Regions from separate parts of the Homo sapiens genome. Here region 2 is linked to region 1. A link is a contact called in ENCODE Hi-C or POLR2A ChIA-PET data. All regions are on one chromosome and are shown on one strand. Each heading gives the region's core, a stretch centred on a gene start or an enhancer-like site at or near the end of the contact. The rest is flanking DNA. Distances are from core to core; before and after follow the strand shown.

Region 1 (7,707 bases), core at 1,295-3,794:
GGCCTGTTCTGCTTCCCACAGCACTGGGGAATCACAGGCCAGAGAGGGGAGGGGACTAAAAGTGGAGAATAACAGGGATGGAAGGGACCGAGAGCTTTACATCGCATGTGAGAACGCACGTGCTCCGTGAGCGTGGGCTTCAGAGCAGCCTGTGACACCGTGCACTTGTGCAAGGGGGCCTGCTGCTGCCCAGCATGGTCCTGGACTTGTGTCCCTGGGGGTACCAGACAGGCTTACAAGAAGACAGTGGTTATTCCAAAAGGCAAGGAAACCAACAAATAAGACTAGCAGATAGAATCAACATTTTTAGGGGAAGAGCAGTTATGAAATCTGACCTCTGTACTTGGCAAGATTTGTTCTGGGTCTTTATCAAAATCCTCATGGGTTGTAACACGGCTCTTGTCAATGTCAGAGCCTTCCAGATTCCGCCTTTTTACCTCTGTGATTTTACACTTGTTTGGGAGAGTCGGTATTGAACTCTGACTTTCCATTCAGTGTGACGGAGTGCAGAGCCATGTTACTTACCATCCTGGGCTTTTCCTGAACCTGCTGTGTGCTCAACAGCATCCTGGACACCTTCTTTTTAAAATAGTTTAATTTTTAAAAATTCTAAGTAGGCCAGGTGTAGTGGCTCACACCTGTAATCCCAGCACTTTGGGAGGCCAAGGTGGGTGGATCACCTGAGGTCGAGAGTTCAAGACCAGCCTGGCCAACAAGACAAAACCCCATCTCTACTAAAAATAAAAAAATTAGCCAGGCATGGTGGCACACACCTGTAATCCCAGCTACTCGGGAGGCTGAGGCAGGAGAATTTCTTGAACCTGGGAGGTGGAGGTTGCAGTGAGCTGAGATTGCACCACTGCACTCCAGGCTGAGCAACAGAGCGAGCCTCCGTCTCAAAACAAACAAACAAACAAACAAAAAAACATTCTAAGTGGCCTTCATTTTTAAGTTTTTTGTTTTTTGTTTTTTGTTTTGGAGACAGGGTGTCACTCTGGAGTGCCATGGTACAATCATGGCTCACTGCAGCCTTGACCTCCTGGGTTCAAGTGATCCCTCAGCCTCCCCAGTAGCTGGGACTACAGATACACACCACCACGCCCAGCTAACTTTTCTATTTTTTGTAGAGACCAGGTCTCCCTTTGTTGTGCAGGCTGGTCTCTAACTCCTGAGCTCAAGTGATCTGCCCACCTCGGCCTCCCAAAGTGCTTGGATTATAGGCGAGAGCCACTGTGCCCAGCTAGTCCTCATTTTTTTTTTGAGGCAGAGTCTCGCTCTGTTGCCCAGGTTGGAGTGCAATGGCGCAATCTCAGCTCACTGCAACCTCTGCTTCCCGGGTTCCAGCAATTCTCCTGCCTCAGCCTCCCGAGTAGCTGGGATTATAGGCGCGCGCCACCATGCCCAGCTAATTTTTGTATTTTTAGTAGAGATGGGGTTTCACCAGGTTGGCCAGGCTGGTCTGGAACTCCTGGCATCGTGATTTGCCCACCTCAGCCTCCCAAAATACTGGGATTACAGGCATGAGCCACCACGCCCAGTCTCATTTTTAAAAATAGTTTTAGATGTACAGAAAATTGGAGAAGACAGCACAGGAGTTCCCACATGCCCCACACCCAGTTTCCTCTGTGATTAGCATCTTAAGCCAGCATCGTTCATTTGTCAAAATATGTGAACCATTATTGACACAGGATTACAAACGAAAGCCCACACTGTGTTCAGGGTTCCCTTGCATTGCCTAAGGTTCCAGGATCCCATCCAGGAGCCACGTCACATTCAGTCATCATGTCGCCTTAGGCTACTCTGGCCTGTGGCCGTTTCTCAGATCTTGTTTCTCAAGACCAGTTTCCCTGATGGCCTTGGCAGTTTTTGAGTATTGATCAGGTGTTTTGCGGGACGCCTGTCTCCTGGGATCTGTCTGATGTCTTCCCCATGATTAGACTGGAGTTATGCATTGGGGGAAGAAGACCACAGAGGTGAAACGTCATGCTCATCACATCAAATCTTGGCTGGGCGCAGTAGCTCATGCCTGTAATCCCAGCACTTTGGGAGGCCAAGCCTGGCAGATCACCTGAGGTCAGGAGTTTGAGACCAGCCTGGCCAACATGGTGAAACCCTGTCTCTACCGAAAATACAAAAATTAGCCGGGTGTCATGACACGCACCTGTAGTCCCAGCTACTTGGGAGGCTGAGGCAGGAGGATCGCTTAAACCCCAGAGGCAGAGGTTGCATTGAGCTGAGAACGTGCCACTACACTCCAGCCTCGGTGACAGAGCGAGACTCCATCTCAAAAAAAAAAAAAAAAAAAAAAAAATCAACCTGATTTACCACTGGGCACCTTCACTTTTGATATCTCTTTTAATCTTCTCAACAAGCCCCAAAGTTGATGTGATTCATCCCATTTTCCAGCTGGGAGGACAGAGGCTCGGAGAAGGGAAGTAATATTGTGCTGAGTTTCACCGCCAAGGAGGCCCCTGCTCCAGGGTGGCTAAGCGGCCTCATTGTTTTTGACATTTGGCTGGTTTTCAATTTGAGGGTTATTATAAACCCGCTGCTGTGCTCGGCCTTTTTGTTTTCTTTCGGGTTATTTCCTGAGGGTGTGTTCCCTCAAGAGGGATGACTGGGTAAAGAGTGTGAGGTTTTTGTTGCCAGATGGCTCTTTAGAAAAATGGAACCAGCCTGCAGGGTATGGGCAGCTCTGCGATCCCGTTCACCCACTTCCCCTTCAAGGCCGAGTTGTGTCATTTTTATTTATTTTGTTTTGTTACTTTGTCACACTTTTTTTTTTTTATTCTGTTGGCCACCCCCAGTGACTTGGTACCAAAGAACAGTTGGCTGCTTGTAAAACTCAAAATCACTCTGGAGGGACCATGATTTAGTTTCACTGACGTCATTGAAAAGAATGTGCCTCGGCCGGGTGCCGTGGCTCACGCCTGTAATCCCAGCACTTTGGGAGGCCGAGGCGGGTGGATCACGAGGTCAAGAGATCGAGACCAGCCTGGCCAACATGGTGAAACCCCGTCTCTACTAAAAATACAAAAATTAGCTGAGCATGGTGGTGCGTGCCTGTAATCCCAGCTACTCGGGAGGCTGAGGCAGGAGAATCGCTTGAACCCAGGAGGCGGAGGTTGCAGTGAGCCGAGATCGCGCTGCTGCACTTCACCCTGGCGACAGAGTTAGACTCCATCTCAAAAAAAAAAAAAAAAAAAAAAAATTACCCCTGGCCGGGCAAGGTGGCTCATGCCTGTAATCCCAGCACTTCGAGAGGCCGAGGCGGGCAGATCACCTGAGGTCAGGAGTTGGAGACCAACCTGGCCAACATGGTGAAACCTTGTTTCTACTAAAAATACAAAAATTAGCCGGGCGTGGTGGCACATGTCGGTAATCCCAGCTACTTGTGAGAATTGCTTAAACCTGTGAGGCAGAGGTTGCAGTGAGCCAAGATCGTGCCACTGCACTCCAGCCTGGGTGACAGAGTGAGACTCTGTCTCAAAAAAAGAAAAAATTACCCCTAAGAGTGTTTCCCAAACTCACCTAGTGTCCACACAGCGTGTTCAAATGGTCAGTCTTGCGTATACTTTATCCTACTTGTTGACTGAGCACTGGTGAGCATATCTGTGAGGACTCAGGGCTGGTGGCTCTCCAGAGCTGCTGAAGTCAGAGATGTGTGCAGGAGGCGGCGTGGCTGACATACGGGCATCTTGGTGGCAGATTTGTCTAGCCAGGGATGTGTGCCTGACAACAGCATATTCCAGATCTCCGTAGGTAGCGTTCTCAGGAGTGGTTAAAAGCTGGGCATCCCTGGAGGATGGTCTGCTCTGGGAACTGACTTGCTCCAGGATGAGTTAGATGCCCGGATGCCCTCTCACCTTTCTCAGATGGCCAGTGAGCCAAGGTTAAATGTTAAATGTCAATATGTGCTTGGGCGTGACCTGGCCCCTGTTTAATATGGGAGAACAATGGGAGTGGAGGGTAGAGGTTTGAGATGAGAAGATAGAGGTTGTGCGTTGAGAATCATTGTATCAGCACCTCCTGAGCCTACAAAAGGATGGGATTGAAGGAAATGAGATGGCCCGAGAGCAGTTGTCCTCCTCGAAGGCTGCCACCTGGGTGCTTTCAGGCACAAGAAAGAGAAAATCGAAGTCCAGCTGGAGTCAGAAGGGCTCCACAGCAGACTGGCTTCGGGCGTGTCCCAGGCAGGGTCCAGGTGGCATCTGCAGGATCCATCATCCTGTCTCCATGACCTGCCTTGAGGTCCTCCATGTGGGTTTTGCCTGGTATTCCAGAGAATTCGGGGCTCTCCACACCCTGGAGACAGTAAGGTGGGCGCAGCAGCCACAGACGAGCCTCTGACCCAGTGGAAGCCTCCTGGGCTCTGGTTGGGCCTGTGCTTCTCGTGAACCAATCCTTGCATGTGCGCGGGGGTGGGGGTTGGGAGAGTGGTTCAGTGTGTTCATTGGTTTAGTCATTAGGAATGAGAGTGGCAGCCAGGTGTGGTGGCTCACGCCTGTAATCCCAGCACTTTGCAAGGCCAAGGCGGGCAGGTCAGGAGGTCAGGAGTTTGAGACCGGCCTGGCCAACGTGGTGAAACCCCGTCTCTACTGAAAATACAAAAAAATTAGCTGGGGTTGGTGGCACGAGCCTATAATCCCAGCTATTCGGGAGGCTGAGGCATGAGAATCACTTGAACCCAGGAGGCGGAGGTTACATTGAGCCGAGATCATGCCACTGCACTCTAGCCTGGGTGACAGAGTGAGACTCCATCTCAAAAAAAAAAAAAAAAAAGGAATGAGAGTGGCCAGGGGATAGAGGTGGTCCCCTGTCCTCCATCTGCCACTGGAGAAGTGAGCCTCCTTGCCTTGAGCTGGGGTGGGCACTGACTCTGAAACCCATCGAGGGCTCTCCAGACTGAGGACCTGACCCCTGGGCTGAGTTCAGCACCACCTGTGATCCAGGAGGACCATTTGCCAATAGTTGGGGCGGGTGGGGCCGGGGGCTGCCAGACTCCTTGGTGAAGTTGCTGCTCTTGCTTTTTGCAGATTCCAGACCCAGGAGGAGCTCAACGGTAAGTACCCCTCCCTTGCCCCCACCTCAGCTTCGTGCCCCTAAATCTGACTCCTTCCCTAACAGATCTGAAGTTTTGAGAGCTGCTGGGGGAAGGGAGAGGGAGGGGACGGACTGGCCATTCCCCTCCCACAGTGCCCAGGGTGCAGGCCCGTCCTGCAAGTTCAGGCTGAGTCTGACCCACCACAGGGACCTCTGTGCACAGAGGCCTCGCCTGGGGCCTCAGCCAGGCCTTGGCTAAGGATGGAGAGCCCCACCCTCATAGCAGCCTCCAGCTCCTGGCTCAGCCTGCCGGGAATTTCCAGAAGGGCCTGCACACAGTGGATTTGGTTTGGGCCACTTTTGGGTACCAGGTCTGGTCAGGAGGAAGACTGTGTTCATTTTCCCCTTTTCTTTACTCTTCCATGAATCTCATCCTCCAAGCTGGATGACAGAGCAGGTGGCTATGGTCCATTCCTTTTTTTTTTTTTCCCCATCTGTCAGTTCTTCCATTACTTTCTTTTAATTCAAGCATTCATACATTAAGAAGGGTTTCTATCCTTTCATTTTTCAATATAATATACACAACCATAATGCTAGTTCAGTTTCAAATTATGGGGGATCACATTCGAATATGCTTGGATGTGACAAGTGGCTGTTACAATACTGAGAAATTTCATGAAAGAGGTATTCAACAATTTGTAAGGTAATCAAATATGTTTTTGCTGCATAGGCCAATGCATTAATAGTAACTTGTTTTAAAATGCAGTCTTTTGGCCGGATATGATGGCTCACACTTAAAATCCCAGCATTTTGGGAGGCTGAGGCAGGCGGATCACCTGAGGTCAGGAGTTCGAGACCAGCCTTGCCAACATAGTGAAACCCCGTCTCTACTAAAACTACAAAAAGTATCCAGGTGTAGTGGCACACGCCTGTAGTCCCAGCTACTCAGGAGGCTGAGGCAGGAGAATCGCTTGAGCCTGGGGGACAGAGGTTGCAGGGAGCCGAGATTGCACCACTGCTCTCCCAGCCCGGGTAACAGAGTGAGACTCCATCTGAAAAAAAAAAAAAAAAAAGGCAGTCTTTTAGCCTTCATATTATTATGAAAGAGTATTCAAGAGTATGTATTAAGGTTGGTGCCATTTGCCATTAAAAGTAATGGCAAACCTGGTTTAACCCTTCTGATAGGTAGTTGTGGATGTTGGGGTTGAGAACAGAATAATCTTTGTCTGGAGTGACACCACACTCTAGAATTTCCACTTTGAAAAATACTCAGTTCTTTTTTTTTTTTTTTTTTTTTTTTTAATTTTTTTAGTATTTATTGATCATTCTTGGGTGTTTCTCAGAGAGGGGGATTTGGCAGGGTCATAGGACAATAGTGGAGGGAAGGTCAGCAGATAAACATGTGAACAAAGGTCTCTGGTTTTCCTAGGCAGAGGGCCCTGCCGCCTTCCGCAGTGTTTGTGTCCCTGGGTACTTGAGATTAGGGAGTGGTGATGACTCTTAGCGAGTGAAGAATACTCAGTTCTAAGCTGTGGTTCCTGGTAGAACAAACTTTATTTTTCTAGCTCAGCAGTGATCTGGAAGCTGAGGAATCTCAGCGCCTTTTAAAAGTTATTATGTGGTTTTGTTTTAAAAAGCTCCTGTTTTGGGAAAGTAGAATTTATGGGTATAACATATGTTCATTATTTGTACATAAAATAAAACCATTTAAAAAGTAAAAAATAATAATAATAATAATGGCAAAGACGTGATTACTTTTGCACCAATCTAAAAGATACGCCCTCTGTGCCTTGAGAATCATTGCGTCAGCACGGGCATCCCTGCCTCCTCTGAATTACTCACACTCACTCCATTTTGAAGGCATCAGGACATTTCATGAGGCCACTTCTTTGCCCTTACCTGTAAAAATCAAAAACTAAACTGACACTTTCCTCATGACATAGCTGTTTTTTTGTTTTTTTTTGTTTTTTTTTTGTTTTTTTTTTAGCATTTAGAAAATATTTATTAATAATATACATGAATTTAGATTATATAGTATAGAGGTCACCGGGCTTGTCACTTGAACTAACAGTAGTCTGTTTTTAGAATGCTTGAGTGTGATCATAAAAGACTACTTTCCAGGATGTCGGGGCTGGGGAGCTGGAGGGGCTGCTCCAGGAGGTGGGGGACCTGGAGCTGGTACTTACAGACTTGGGTGCTTATGAGTGTGGGTTATGGACCAGATGCCAGGGTTCAAATCCTAGCTCAGATACTTATTGATGGTATAACCCTGGGCCAATTACTCGACTCCTCTGTGCCTCAGTTTCCTCATCTGTAAAATGGGGAGTGGGCTGTTACCCACCTCATACAGTGGTTGTGAGGATTAACATATGTCAAGGACTTTAGGACAGGGCCAACGGACGTGGCGAGCACCCTGTGAGTCGCTGACTGTTACCCCTACTATTTAGTACAAATTAAAAGCAACAGACTTCACCCAGAAAGCTGAGAAGCCCGGGGCAGCTCATGGCAGCTTTTAAAGCAGAAAGGGGGACTCACTGGGGTCTGTAGAGATGAAAAAAAAAAGGGGCCTCCCAGTTCAGAGACTGGTGGGGAGGTTGGGGGTACCCTGCAGCAGCACCCATTCCCGTCCCACAGCAGCTGAGGAGTGGTGCGTCGGTGACAGAA
Region 2 (7,886 bases), core at 376-2,875, 470 kb after region 1:
CAGAGCTGCTAGCAGAAGAAAGAATTCAGCTCTTGTTTTGGAAAAGGAAATAAACATTTTACTGGAGTATCTCAGCATCTCCCTCATACTCCAACATGAAATTCAGAGGTCACTGAGCTGGTAGGCTCAATCACACACCAGGCTGATGTGTCCCAGGGAGACCTTCAGCTAATTAAACGTAATTTATGGACCAGCCTCTAAGGACAAGCCTTAAATTACTTGCAAGCTGTGCCAAGGTAGCTATCCTACAGGCTATTAATTAGGAATCGGTTTAATCTCTGCTAGGACGAAGGTCAACTGCCTTGGAGTTAACCCTTCCGGCTGACTGGTCTCATGCTATCAGGCTGTGGCTCTGGGCCCAGAGGGCCAGGGGATTCAGAGGAAGCGGGACATTCAATGGGAAATGGCCAGGCCAGCACACCCTGCAAAGACCAGGATGCTGGGAGAAAAGCCAGGCCCTTGGCCCATAGGGCCAGTTGAGGCGGGAATTTTCCCAAGCACCAGCCCCACAGAAAGTGATTTTCCGTGGTCCTCAGAGAGCATCACATCCCTCCAACATCAGAGAATTCTGTGGAAAATCAGGCTTCCGTCACCTTCCAGTAATGTGGGCTGGTCGTGCATCCTGTAGAAAGCCTTCAGTGGCTCCCTAGTGCTCTCCCAATCATGTCCAGACTTCACCCCACAACCACCAGGCTCTATGAGGTATGGCCCTGGCCATCTCTCTCCACTCCCTGCTCACACTTTTGTTCTGGCCAGGCCAGGGTCTTTTTCCCAAAGGAAACAAACTCTCTCATCTCCTATTTTCTAGCTCTGCTCTTTCCCTCTGCCTGGGATATTTTCCTTCTGCTGCTTCCATCTCATCCTTAACGCCTCAGCTTAGACCCCAGTCCTAGGCACAGCCAGGTTTCCTTTCCTAGAAGCCAGACTGCCTGGATTCGAATCCCATGGCTACCTGGGCTGTGTGACCTTGGGCAAGTATTTAACGTCTCTGAGCCCTAGTATTTCCATCTTTAAACTGGGAACAGTGACTGTGTCATAGGGTTGCTCTGAGGAGTAAATCAGATTGTCATGTAAATTGTTTAACACGTGGGTAGCACTTTATTAACAACAAAGACTGGTTGGAAGCCCCCGTCTGTGCTTGCAGCTGCCTTCAGCCATGGTCCACCCTACCAAGGCATGTAGGCTCAGAGAGGTCCAGTAACTTGCTCAAGGTCACACGGCAAGTGAATAGAAGAGCCAGCATATGAACTTTGGTGTGGTTGACTCCTGAACTCAAAATCTGAATCTCTATGCTTTACTGGCTCCTTGTGAAAGAAAGAACCGCACATCTGTGTGTGTGTGTGTGTACACGTACACACACACACACACAATCACACAAACATTTCCACTGACTTGAAGGCTCAGGAGATATCCCCAAAGCCAAGGCATGGATCTGCTGGCTGAGGAGGTGTGAGCCCTCGGAGGGCACCATGTGCCCAGTCCACACTGACCTTGTGTCTTGCCATCCCTTAAGGACCCCGTCTCCTCTGCTGTGTGCTCATAGGGAAGTGGCCCGGAGAGGCCAGGTCAGACTCTTAATTCTTTGGCATCTGAGATGTAAGAACACGGGCCGTGCAGCCAAGGGTGGACAGACGCCATGTGGGTGTGTCTGGCAGGACTGCCTGCCTGCATGAAGGTCACGCTGCCCTTTACAGTCACACTGGCCCCAGCTCCCCATGGTGACCTGCTACCAGGCCTGTGAGAGGGGCCACTGCTTGCTGGGCTGTGGGAGCACTAAAAGGAAGACCCCCCTCACCAACCACCTTGGAAGGACCCAATATCATCTCTGTTCTGCTCCCCTGCCCGCAGCTGGAGGGGAGGGAGAGCTGGCCTCTCGCACCTGTGAAGTATCACTAGCAACCATGACCTAGCAAAGGGCTTCCTTTCCTCTCATATCACAGTCTATCTCTCTATCTATCGTCTAGAAAAGTTTCCAAAGTCAGTCTGTTGACAACCTGCTGGACTTTGGTGGCTGAGCATTTTGCCTCTTTGAACTACAATCTCCTTGAAGGCAGAGATTTTAGTTCAACCCTGAAAAGTCCATTCTATCTTTTTTTTCTTGGGGAGATGGGTGGGGGGTTGGGGGGCGCGGTGGTAAGGCATCAGTAAATGACCTGATAAGGTCTGCAGGATTAGCTCTGGAGGGCTGCCTGATACAGGCAGGCCTGGCTCTCCTGGCTGTTTCCACGTGGCATGACTGGAAGATGAGTGTTGTCCTTCCACAAGAAGGTGTACTGGACCCCTTGCTCCTGCTCATTGTATCCCCCCATCTGCCCTGCAGAAGCCGACCTCCCGACTCCCAAACCCTATGGCTTGGCTGGGGCTGGTATACCCCTGGCTCAGAGTCTGGCCATGACCCACAGCTGGCCAAATAGAGCACCATTTCCTTGGTTCAGGCTCACCCAGTCACTGCCAGAGAGACCCAATTCCTGGACCCTTCCAGGACTTCTGGGCAAAGAACACCTGTCTGTCTACTTGAATGGGAGCTGGAAAGGTTACGTTACGAGCAGCAGGGGGCAGGTGTGAGCAGCCCCGTGGCAGAGAGGTCTGCCTCAAAGTGAGGGGAGAGAGAAACTCTCCTGAGTCCTGACAGCACTGAGCCCCTGGAGACATGCCCAAAGTCAGCCCTACCCAGGGACTTCTGGTCCCATGAGTCAATAAACCAATCTGAGGAACACCTCCAGAGCCCCCATCGGGAAAGCTGGAGGTGATGTTGTTTGACCCATATAGACTGCCTGGCTACGGACTCCACTAGGGGCCATCAATGCCATCTCTTCCGTGAAACTATCAACCAAAAGGCAAGACTCATTGGTTACAAGCAGACACCCTGGGTTCCAATCCTGCTGGGTCATTTACTAGCTGTGTGATTCTAAGTTACTGACTCTCAGAGTCCTGTTGGTAAGAAGAAGATGATAACGGTACCCACGCTGGAAGGTTACTTCGAGTAGTAAATGACCTTGTGACGTGTCAGGGCTTAGAACAGTCCCTGGCACACAGTAGGTGCTCAGTAATCACTGGCTCTAACTAGCTACAATGGGTCGGTCATGCATTCATTTAGGCAACAACCATTTATTAAGTATCTACTGTGGGCCAGATACTGTGCCAGTTGCCAGATACTTGGTGAGTGAGAGGGCATGCCCCCTGCCCCTGTGGATATCAACAAGCAGCCACAAAGCGTGGTGAGTTGCTATGGTAACCCCTGACTTTGGCCTCACCGCAGCCCGGTCCTGACCAATTGAGCTACTTGGACGCAGAGATCAAAATGACTAATGCCTTGTGCAGGGGAAGTTGGATGGTTGTGGGGGTTGGGCAGCCAGGACCAGAGAGGAGGCTGTACCCCTGACCAGCCTCAGCCCCTGGGTTGCAGAAAGGCCTATGTTGGACCAGCCCCTGCCTGGGAAGACAGGGGCTGTGCCACGGGTCATCTCAACAGAGGTGAGGCCTCGGGTGGAAGGGAGATGGCCAGACTCCCTGTAGGGAGTGGTTCCCTCCCACAGACTTCTAGAAAGGGTCAAAGTCTCCAATTCCCCCTGAGGGCTTCTGTGGCAGGGGCACAACTCTCTGCTTCCCGGGGGAGTCCCAGAACCAAGGTTGAGTCAGGCCAGTGGGTTTTTTGCCTTTTTTCTCTGATGTCCTGCTGAGCATCTGCTCTAATATGCAGAAGGAGAAGGGCTGGAGCAGGGGGTATCCACCGCCCCCCACCCCCAGGGCCATTGCCCCACCTGGAAGGAGTGGTTGTCTCTTGGAAACGCTCTTGCCATTACCCAGGAGGTGATAGGAGCTTTTTCACTACATTTCCACACCTTCATTTTTCAGATGAGGGAACCAAAGCCCAGAGAGGGTTGCTCGCCCAAGGTCACACAGCAGGTCACTGGGAGGCCCCTCATAATCTACAGCATTAGGCACTGGTTTCCAGCAGCCCTGGCCGGCACCACAAATTGCATGAGTGCTCTGGCCGGAGCCGGCCTCTACCGCCCAAAAGATTTTGGCTGCTGTGACACTGCCTTTGGGCCAGGTCTGGGCTTTGGGGCTGGGGTTGTCAAGGCACACTCTCCCAGGGATGGGTGCTTTGGAGGCAGGGAGGGCCAGGGAGAAGCCTCCTGTGTCCTTTCTGGCAGATGGATTTGGGCTGAGTCCCCCTTGGAGAGGCTGTCTCAGCCCCGCTTGGGCATTCAGAGCTTCTAGCTTGTGGGCACCCCAGAGGTAGAGGAGGTGCCGAGGCTGAGGGCAGGAGGGGTTCCACACATCTGGGGTGGGAGTGTGGGTCCCTCTCCTGAGGGGCAAAAGCCCAAGCGAACTAGAGGGCATTTGGTCCAGAAGCCACAGCACCTTGGAGTAAAGAGCCAAAGGTGGAGGTGTCATTAAAGAGGGGACATCCAGCAAATCCAAGAAGGGTCCATCGAGGAGAGGGAGCGGGCTGAGTCATTTCCTTGAAGCATCATTTTCAAGCCTTATTTTTTTCCTTTCTTTAAAACAATGACTTTCTTTCAAAATGCACACCAAAATCTTAACATGGAATTGTAAGCCACAAAACAGAAGTGACAACACTGATCTGGTCCGCAGGAAGGAGGGGTCCCTCAGAACCCTCCCTGCTCCATCTCCCACGTGGCCCTACCTTCTTGGGGCCTCTAGGGTGCTCCGGAACCCAGTTTGAAAACCTGGACCTTGAACCTCAGCTGGCGCTGAGGTCCGCATGGGGACCGCGGGGCTTGGAGGCTGGTAGAAGTGGTTGGGGGAGGTGGGACGCAGACAGGAGACCGTGTTCCCTAGGAGGCTGTTTCAGTGTGGACAAGATCATCATACGCTTCACTCATCAAAATCCCCGAAAGGCTGCTGAAAAGAGGATTTAAGGCCACATTCCTTGAAGTAGGGATGGCCAATGAGGTAAGAAAGGCTGGGGCCCAGTGGCCTTCACCAGGCTGACCATTGGTGGCCTTAAGCACCAAGCCACACATCTGTACTCTCCACCCTGAGCTTGCCCTGGCTTCAGTGTCACAGGATACCAGGGCGTTCCCTGCCTCTCACACGAGCTCTCGCCCTGAGCCTGCATCTGAGCCTGTAGGACTTGGATGGGTTTTGATTGTATCTAGTCCAAGCCTTCTTAACCCAGAGTCTGGGATAGGCGACAGGGGTACATGACCCCTTAAAAGTACAAAACTTTCAGTTGCACCTTCTTCCTGGGATAGAGTTCATATTTTCTTCAGACCCTTGAAGGGCTCTACAACCAGCAGAAAAATGGAGAGTTCCTGCAACCCCCTCAGTTGCCACCTCCTTCGAGAAGTCTTCTAAGATTTCCCTTAATTTACAGTGATCAAAGCTCTCAGGCCACGCAGAGCTCAGTGACCTCGGGCTTAACTGGAGGGAGCTGTCACTCACTCTCTCCTCTGCAGCTGGGTCTCTGCATGTTAAGATGTCACACTGGTTGTCAAATGAAAGAAATTCAACTGTGCTATTACCCTGCTTGTCAGTTTACTCTTTAAAAGAAACCCTGATAACTGAGGACTATTTTATTCCTTTGGCAAGTCTCCCATTCATTGTATGCAAATACTGCTACTCAGTGCTCTAAATGATGTTTGTGTAAAAGCGGATTTCACTACATCCCTGCCCGCATCCTGTTGACTCATTCACTGCTTATCACCGCTCTCTCCAGAACCCTCTGTGTACTAAGCCCCATTACTTAACAGCTTGTCTCTTGACCTCTCCATGACCCTGAATGAGGCAGGCCAGGCCAGGCTGAGATTATTTGTTGCAGTGGGAAAAGATGGAGTGTTGAAGCTGGGAAACCTGGGTTCAGAATCTGCCCTCAGCGACGTGTCCCAGGACGGCCACTTCACCTGGATCTCAGAAATGCGTGCTGCTGGCCGGGTGCGGTGGCTCACGCCTGTAATCCCCGCACTTTGGGAGGCTGAGGCGGGTGGATCACAAGGTCAAGAGATCGAGACCATCCTGGCCAACATGGTGAAACCCCATCTATATTAAAAATACAAAAATTAGCTGGGGTGGCGCATGCCTGTAATCCCAGCTACTTGGGAGGCTGAGGCAGGAGAATTACTTGAACCTGGGAGGCGGAGGCAGGAGAATCGTTTGAACCCGGGAGGAGGTGGAGGTTGCAATGAACCGAGATCGTGCCACTGCACTCCAGCCTGCGCGACTGGCAAAACTCCATCTCAAAAAAAAAAAAAAAAAAAGGTCAAGGAAGACAATGAATGTGCAAAAGCACTGTGCAGTCATGTAGAGTACCAAGTCACGTGTGTTACCATCGTCACACACATTGTCACAGTCATGTACAGTGCCACAGCCATGTATATTACCATGGTCATGTACAGTATAGGTCTTGTATATTACCACGGTTATGTACAGTATCAATCTTGTATATTACCATGGTCATGTACAGTATCATTCTTGCATATTAATATGGTCTTGTAGAGTATCCATCTTGTATATTACCAAGGTCATATACAGTATCTATCTTGTATATTACCATAGTCATGTACAATACCATGTCCTGTACAGTACCATAGTCATTAATAGCACCCTGTATATTAATAGTGCCATGTATATTCCCATGTATATTAACAGTACCATGTATAGTAATAGTGCCATGTATATTCCTACATTCATGCTTTTACCACAATCATGTACAAAGGGTCTTCAAAAAGTTCAAGGAAAATGCGTATTACGAAAAAACTAGGCATATATTTGAGATTTTTTTTGCCCCAAAATAACTAACTTGTTATAACATGACTAAATGGGATCTAGTTTGAGGCACTAAGAAGGATAAGACATCAGTTTGAAAAGAACTCCTATCAGAGCAACATAAATTCTCCTAAAACTGAAGCAAGAACAAACATCAAATTTACAGTGAAGCTTGCTTAGATGGAAGAACGGTGAAATCACTGATACTTTATGAAAAGTTTATGGGGACAATGCCCTAAAGAAATCAGCAGTTGGCTAGGTGCGGTGCCTCACACCTGTAATCCCAGCACTTTGGGAGGCCGAGGCAGGCGGATCACAAGGTCAAGAGACTGAGATCATCCTGGCCAACATGGTGAAATCCCGTCTCTACTAAAAATACAAAAATTAGCCAGCATGGTGACGTGCGCCTGTAGTCCCAGCTACTTGGGAGGCTGAGGCAGGAGAATTGCTTGAACCCAGGAGGCGGAGGTTGCAGTGAGCTGAGATCATGTCACTGCACTCCAGCCTGGCGACAGAGTGAGACTCTGTCTCAAAAAAAAAAAAAAAAAAATAGAAATCAGCAGTAGTTAATAAATGGATAACTTGTTAAGAAGGGATGAGATGATGTTGAAGATAAAGCCTGAAGTGCCAGACCATCCACATCAAATTAGAAAGAAAAAATTCATCTTGTTTGTGCTCTAACTGAAGAGGACTGACAATTAACAGCAAAAAAAAAAAAAAAAAAGCCAATACCATAGACATCTCCATTGGTTCAGCATACACAATTCTGACTGAAAAATTAAAGTTGAACAAACTTTCCACTTGATGGGCACCAAAACCACTGCATCCAGATCAGGTGCAGATGAGAGCAAAGCTTTCAATGAAAATTTTATTTTATTTTATTTTATTTATTTATTTTTTTGAGACCGAGTTTCACTCTTGTTGTCCAGGCTGGAGTGCAATGACGTGATCTTGGCTCACGGCAACCTCCGCCTCCCGGGTTCAAGCGATTCTCCTGCCTCAGCCTCCCGAGTAGCTGAGATTACAGGCATGTGCCACCATGCCAAGCTAATTTTTTTTTTTTGTATTTTTAGTAGAGATGGGGTTTCTCCATGTTGGTCAGGCTGGTCTTGAACTCCCGACCAGGTGATCCGCCCGCCTCAGCCTCCCAA

The links. A loop is a pair of places that touch in the nucleus more often than their neighbours do. ChIA-PET counts read pairs that join two places held with the same protein, here RNA polymerase II (POLR2A). Pooled maps may share reads with other maps.
Region 2: a pooled map shows a loop between it and region 1 (4-fold over the local background). The contact joins two enhancer-like sites. A Hi-C loop is called at or near these places in 1 of 50 pooled maps. POLR2A ChIA-PET finds 5 or more read pairs at or near these places in 2 of 52 experiments (MCF 10A and OCI-LY7).

The regions. Positions count from the first base shown.
Region 1 is chr1:12,130,552-12,138,258 of GRCh38, forward strand. TNFRSF8 (TNF receptor superfamily member 8) reads left to right here. Exons shown (of 15, transcript NM_001243.5): 13 at 5,037-5,062; 14 at 7,678-7,707. Among named protein-coding and RNA genes, the nearest start is that of MIR7846, 33 kb to the right of the region's middle. Within about 2 kb of position 2,545, at least 15 of the 41 ENCODE cell types and tissues checked have a DNase peak (open chromatin) inside an H3K27ac peak, as active enhancers do.
Region 2 is chr1:12,598,871-12,606,756 of GRCh38, forward strand. The region is part of intron 1 of DHRS3 (dehydrogenase/reductase 3); the gene reads right to left. Among named protein-coding and RNA genes, the nearest start is that of DHRS3, 15 kb to the right of the region's middle. RefSeq lists silencers at 4,168-4,353, 5,534-5,828 and an enhancer at 5,534-5,828. Within about 2 kb of position 1,626, at least 16 of the 41 ENCODE cell types and tissues checked have a DNase peak (open chromatin) inside an H3K27ac peak, as active enhancers do.